Regions from separate parts of the Homo sapiens genome. Here region 1 is linked to region 2. A link is a contact called in ENCODE Hi-C or POLR2A ChIA-PET data. All regions are on one chromosome and are shown on one strand. Each heading gives the region's core, a stretch centred on a gene start or an enhancer-like site at or near the end of the contact. The rest is flanking DNA. Distances are from core to core; before and after follow the strand shown. Region 1 overlaps ATP6V0E1 (ATPase H+ transporting V0 subunit e1). Region 2 overlaps ATP6V0E1 (ATPase H+ transporting V0 subunit e1).

Evidence for each region. Hi-C counts contacts between places; a loop is a spot of excess contacts on that map. ChIA-PET counts read pairs that join two places held with the same protein, here RNA polymerase II (POLR2A). Pooled maps may share reads with other maps.
Region 1: a map with no recorded cell type shows a loop between it and region 2 (5-fold over the local background). The contact joins two enhancer-like sites. A Hi-C loop is called at or near these places in 2 of 168 maps with a recorded cell type or tissue (breast epithelium and right lobe of liver), 11 of 37 single-sample maps with no recorded cell type and 9 of 50 pooled maps. POLR2A ChIA-PET finds 5 or more read pairs at or near these places in 21 of 52 experiments (AG04450, CD8-positive, alpha-beta memory T cell, GM10248 and 17 more).

What each region holds. Positions count from the first base shown.
Region 1 is chr5:173,000,231-173,003,208 of GRCh38, forward strand. All of the region lies in intron 2 of ATP6V0E1 (ATPase H+ transporting V0 subunit e1), which reads left to right. Among named protein-coding and RNA genes, the nearest start is that of ATP6V0E1, 18 kb to the left of the region's middle. Within about 2 kb of position 1,366, at least 4 of the 41 ENCODE cell types and tissues checked have a DNase peak (open chromatin) inside an H3K27ac peak, as active enhancers do; they include GM12878, where a contact is called at or near this core.
Region 2 is chr5:173,034,177-173,037,373 of GRCh38, forward strand. It overlaps ATP6V0E1 (ATPase H+ transporting V0 subunit e1), which reads left to right. Exons shown (of 4, transcript NM_003945.4): 4 at 223-1,269. Among named protein-coding and RNA genes, the nearest start is that of SNORA74B, 15 kb to the left of the region's middle. RefSeq lists a silencer at 2,831-2,900. Within about 2 kb of position 1,320, at least 11 of the 41 ENCODE cell types and tissues checked have a DNase peak (open chromatin) inside an H3K27ac peak, as active enhancers do; they include GM12878, where a contact is called at or near this core.

The DNA of each region.
Region 1 (2,978 bases), core at 116-2,615, 34 kb before region 2:
TTCTCTGCCAGTAGAATCCAGTTTCTGTTAATAGTTCAGCAGAGGAAAATCTGAATGTTATATCTGGTTCCCTCTTTAAGGCACAAGATCACTTTTGTCTCTTAAACATACAATCTTGTTAAGTTACTATACTATATTTCTGGTCTTAGGTTAATTTTTAATGTTGAATTATATTGTTGTTTACTCAGAGTCACCAAGCTCACATGAAATTAGAAATGTAATGTATTGTGAAGACACAGTTGTTTCTTGGAAAACATGCTGTGTCTTAGCACCTGACTAACTGTAAATCTTACTGGCATCATGATATAGGAAAATAAATACTATCTAAGAATCACGAGACCTAGGTTCTTTTAGGCAAAAGGATACTTGGCACGATTATGTTGTAGGGTGGTTTTGTGAGTTTTAAGTAAGATGCTGTGTGTGAAAACTTAGAGTAAAGCACAATAAAAATCAAAGTAATATTATCAGTGATTTTTTTTTTTTTTTTTGAGATAGAGTCTCACTCTGTCGACCAGGCTGGAGTGCAGTGGCGAGATCTCAGCTCACTGCAACCTCCACCTCCCAGGTTCAAGTGATTCTCCTACCTCAGCCTCCTGAGTAGGTGGGACTACAGATGTGCGCCACCATGCCTGGCTATTTTTTGTATTGTTAGTAAAGACAGGGTGTCACCTTGTTGGCCAGGCTGGTCTCGAACTCCTGACCTCAAGTGATCCACCCACCTTGGCCTCCCAAAGTGCTGGGATTACAGGTGTGAGCCACCGCCCCTGGCCAATCAGTGATCTTTAAAATAAGTTATTTTAATTCAAAGGACTGTGTTATTTGTAAGCACAGTTTCCTTACAGGGCTGGTATAGTGAATATTTTACTTAGCCTTATTAGAATTCATTCATTCAACATATATTTATTTAGCATTAGTAGGCACTGGATCTGGACACTACTAAAAATACAGAATTAGCCGGGCGTAATGGCACAGTGTAGCAGTGAATAAACAAAGTAGACAACCCCCTGTCCTCTTTAATAAGGAGAAGCAGATAAAACAAATCAAGAGCCAGAGAGGCCCGATCACTCCCCTCATTGCCCTTCATTCACTTCCCAAACAGGTTCCCCCATCCACTCATTTCCACAAATACCTACTCAGTTATGACCTCAGAAGATTCCCCTTTACTCATTCTTTAGCCCCCGTTGCTGTCCATCACACAGGGACCTGCACAGCCCACAGAAACTCCACCTCACATGTCTCGGAATTTGCAAATCCAGAGCTGAGCCTCACCTCCCTCACTGGCCTTTCTGGGTCCTGGCTCTAGAGCTAGTTTGAGCACAGGACATAATCACTTCCCAGGGGCCTGGGTGCACCGCTTTGGTTTCCAACCAAGTAACCACACGTGGTGGCTCACGCCTGTAATCGCAGCACTTTGGCTGATTGGTTTCAGGGCTGCTATTTACTTTAACATGTATTTCCTTTTTAAACTTTCTGGTTTTGAGCTTTTTTTTTTTTTCTTTTCCCCCGAGACGGAGTTTCACTCTTGTTGTCCAGGCTAGAGTGCAATGGCTGGATCTCAGCTCACTGCAACCTCTGCCACCCAGTTTCAAGTGATTCTCTTGCCTCAGCCTCCCGAGTAACTGGGATTACAGGCATGTGCCACCACGCCTGGCTTATTTTGTGTTTTTAGTAGGGATGAGGTTTCTCCATGTTGGTCAGGCTAGTCTCGAACTCCTGCCCTCAGGTGATCCACCTGCCTTGGCCTCCCAAAGGTTTTCAGCTTTTTAAACATACTATTTTCTCTCTATAAAAGTAGAAAGGTTAGGATAATGAACCTTCATTTGCTTACCACCCACCTTCAAAAATGATCAACTCATGGCCAATCGTGTTTTATCCCCACACTTTTCCTCTCCACCCCAGATTATTCTGAAACAAATCCCAGACATATCAGTTCATCTGTAAACATTTCAATATGTGTCTCTAAATTTTAAAAGTACAACCACAATACCATTATGCACAAAAAACTTAATTCCTTTATATCATCAAATATCCTATCATATTTAAATTTCCGTAATTGTCTCATTATTTTACAGCTTGCTGGAATCAAGGTCCACATAAAGACCACACGTAGCAATTGGTGAATGTCTCTCAAATTTCTCTTTATAGGCTTCTTCTCCATATCTTTCTCTTTTTTCTTGGAAATTTTAATAGAAAAACTGGGTTGTTTGCCCTTTAATGTTGCAGTCTGGTCTTTGTTAATTGCATACTCATGGTGGTAACACGTTCTTCTGTATTTTCTATGAATTGGTAGCCATATCTAGAGGCTGATCAGATTTAGCTTCAATTTTTTGACCAGTCTCCTTCATAAGTGGTGTTGAGTACTTCCAAGAGGGGTACATAATGTCTGATTTTTCTTTGTATTATTGGCCATCATTTATGATATTCTGTTTCTGTAATTTCTTATTCACTAATTAGCTAGACTATATCCAAAATAGAAGCCAAGTCTGGTGGCTCATGCCTGTAATCTCAGCACTTTGGGAAGCTGAGGCAGGAGAATTGCTTGAGGCCAGGAGTATGAGACCAGCCTGGGCAACATGGTGAAACCCTGTGTCTGAGGAGGAATCAGCCATAGGGAAATTGGAGGGAGGGCTTTCTGCAAATGTAAAGGCACTGAGGGGTAAAGAGCTTGGGATAGCCGGGGACAGGGGTATCCCACCTGTAGTCCCAGCTACTTGGGAGGCTAAAGCAGAAGGATCGCTTGGGCTCAGGAGTTTTGAGACCAGCCTGGGCAACACAGCAAGGCCCTGTCCCTTTTTTCTTTCTTTTTTTTAAGTAGCTTGGAATGTTCTGGCAGGGTAATGTTGGGCTTAATAGTGAGGTGGGGAGTGGTAGGTTCAGAGTTTATGTAAGGCCCAGGCCAGGTGGGATTTTATGCTGTGCAGGTCCTTGTGTGATTGACAGCAGCAGGGGGCTGAAGGATAAGTGAGGGGGAATCTTCC
Region 2 (3,197 bases), core at 70-2,569:
ACTTGTGCTCCTCATTTCAGCAGTGTCCTTGGTTACTGGACCTTTTGCCACAGCCCTGCAAAACCTGGCCAAACTTGCACCAAGTTGATTATCCTGTGTTTCATATTTTGTTGAGCATCTGTGCATTTTAAAGTGTTGGCTTGGTTAACTTTCTCGATGTTAACTTTTTGCCTTCCTGAGGAATGTATGAGGACCAGTTACCAGAATGGTTTTGTTTTGCAGGTCACGAGAAGAGAATGCCTTCTAGATGCAAAATCACCTCCAAACCAGACCACTTTTCTTGACTTGCCTGTTTTGGCCATTAGCTGCCTTAAACGTTAACAGCACATTTGAATGCCTTATTCTACAATGCAGCGTGTTTTCCTTTGCCTTTTTTGCACTTTGGTGAATTACGTGCCTCCATAACCTGAACTGTGCCGACTCCACAAAACGATTATGTACTCTTCTGAGATAGAAGATGCTGTTCTTCTGAGAGATACGTTACTCTCTCCTTGGAATCTGTGGATTTGAAGATGGCTCCTGCCTTCTCACGTGGGAATCAGTGAAGTGTTTAGAAACTGCTGCAAGACAAACAAGACTCCAGTGGGGTGGTCAGTAGGAGAGCACGTTCAGAGGGAAGAGCCATCTCAACAGAATCGCACCAAACTATACTTTCAGGATGAATTTCTTCTTTCTGCCATCTTTTGGAATAAATATTTTCCTCCTTTCTATGGAAATCTGGGCTCGGTGTTTGTAAAGTTCATTTTTATAAGCTTTTCTATCGCTACATAATGCCTTTTTAAAAAATGATTTTGTAGTCTAAACTTAGGTTGAGTATATAAACCCTGCCATGTAGCTTGAGATGCCTGAAAAGACTGGTAAGTGCGTTTCTTAATCGTTCAGTAACTATTTGAGTGCCTACTGCAGCCAAGGCACTGGAGGGATCAAAGATGTGTAAATTTGGAGTCCCTGCAAGTTCACAAGCTATTTGGAGAGATAAGGTTAGTATACATAGAACTGTAATATAAGGTTGTGTTGGAGCATTGTCCTTAAAGATGGTACCATGGTGAGCAGTTCAAGGTTACCTGCCAGCTGCAGAACAAGGCAGCAAATGCTCCTGAGATGGAACCATCACAGCCTCAGACATAGGACTAAAGAAGTCAAGAGTGATTAAAAAGCCAGGGGCAGGAGACAGTAATTTTGTATTTCAGTAGCAGGCATCTCGATACACTAATTTGAGAGCTTTATTACTTTTAAGAAATTAAAAATTAAAATGAACCTAAATTTTCACCAGCTCATGGCTTTTTGACAGCCAGCCAAGAATGGATTTCCTGTTTTGCAGTTTCTACTTTCTATTCCTCCCAAACTGTCTGAACTCATTACTTTGCTATTCTTATGACCAAAGTGAGTTTCAAGTTGAAGTGACTCTCCTGCTCTCGTTTCTTTTCATTCTTTACTTTTGTTTTGCGCAGTCTGTTAGGCAACTCCATGCTTTACGTTTCCAGCAGGAGGGCCACATTAGCTAATTTCATGGAATACATGAAACATTGATGATTTGAAGTTGAAGGGGGCTATGGTGATATAGGCTAACCCCATCATTTTATGGATAAGGAAGCTGAGCCCAGACAGGGAGAATTTCTCGCCCAGCTTAATGCAGTTGGTCAGAGCTAGACAGGGGAGTAAGATCCATGTTTTCTTTCTTTTTTTCTTGAGACAGAGTCTCACTCTGTCGCCCAGGCTGGAGTGCAGTGGTGCGATCTCAGCTCACTGCAACCTCTGCCTCCCGGGTTCAAGCAATTCTCCTGCCTCAGCCTCCTGAGTAGCTGAGATTACAGGCACCTGCCACCGCGCCCGACTAATTTTTGTATTTTTAGTAGAGACAGGGTTTCACCATGTTGGTCAGGCTGGTCTCCTGACCTCGTGATCCGCCCACCTTGGTCTCCGAAAGTGCTGGGATTACAGGTGTGAGCCACCGCGCCCTGCCATCATACTATTGTTGAAATGTGGGAATGACGAAATCAGCTCAGGTTTTATGAGAGGAAACTCGGTAAATTCCCTTTGCTCAGGAAGTCACTTCACCCTTGAGCCCTAGTTGTTTCATTTATTAAATTCTTGAGAAGGTTCAGTGCCATTAATACCTAAACCCAGGCACATGTTCTCTCGTCACCTCACCCTTAATAGCAGAACTGTTTGTTAACAACATGATTAGGCATCGGAGATGGATGTTGGTGAATCATATTTTCCTGACCGTTGCCACACTCCATCCAGTGTTTGTCAGGGCCCAGACTGGAAGGACCTCCATTTAGCCCGTTCAGAGGATACCGAAAATGTTCCTGCGCTCCAGAGCCCTTCCAGGCGAACGTCATGTGGCCTCCTGGGACAATCACTAGATTAGCAGAGGTCCTAGGTTTGCCATCTTACTCCCATCACTCGCTAGCTGTGTAACGGGGCAAATCATTTAATTTCTGACTCTCAGTGTTTTCATCTGTAAAATAGGGATAATGCATACCTTTTCTACTATACGAAGTTGTTACCAAATGAGATTTTGGCGGGGAAGGTGATTTGTGAATTATAATAATACATCAAGAGTATTTTCCAAATAAATGACCAAATCCCCAGGGTACACTGACAGTACTTTTCTATTCAGATAGGACCCAGAGGGACAGCCAAGTGATTTTTTTTTTCTACGTAGGGTTACACTTTGGGTTCTTTGTGTTTTGTTTTGTTTGAGACAGAGTTTCGCTCTTGTTGCCCAGGCTGGAGTGCAATGGCACGATCTCAGCTCACTGCAGCCTCCACCTCCCAGGTTCAAGCAGTTCTGCCTCAGCCTCCCAAGTAGCTGGGATTACAGTAGGCTGCCTCCACGCCTGGCTAATTTTTTGTATTTTTGGTAGAGACGGGGTTTCACCATGTTGGTCAGGGTGGTCTTGAACTCCTGACCTCAGGTGATCCGCCCACCCTCGACCTCCCAAAGTGCTGGGATTACAGGCGTGAGCCACTGTGCCTGGCCTATGGTTACACTTTTGATTAGTCATTTGTACTTGGAGGTAGAGGTTTACAGAAAAATAAAAGGCACCCTTATTAGGCCCCCAGGCCTGAGTTCAGAGCCAGAGCCTAAGTGGCTGGACCACACCCTTCCTGCCCTTCCAGGTTCTACCAACTCTTATACCAGGATAGAAGTATTTCTGGCATGATTTTGAAGATGAAGTGTGAGGATT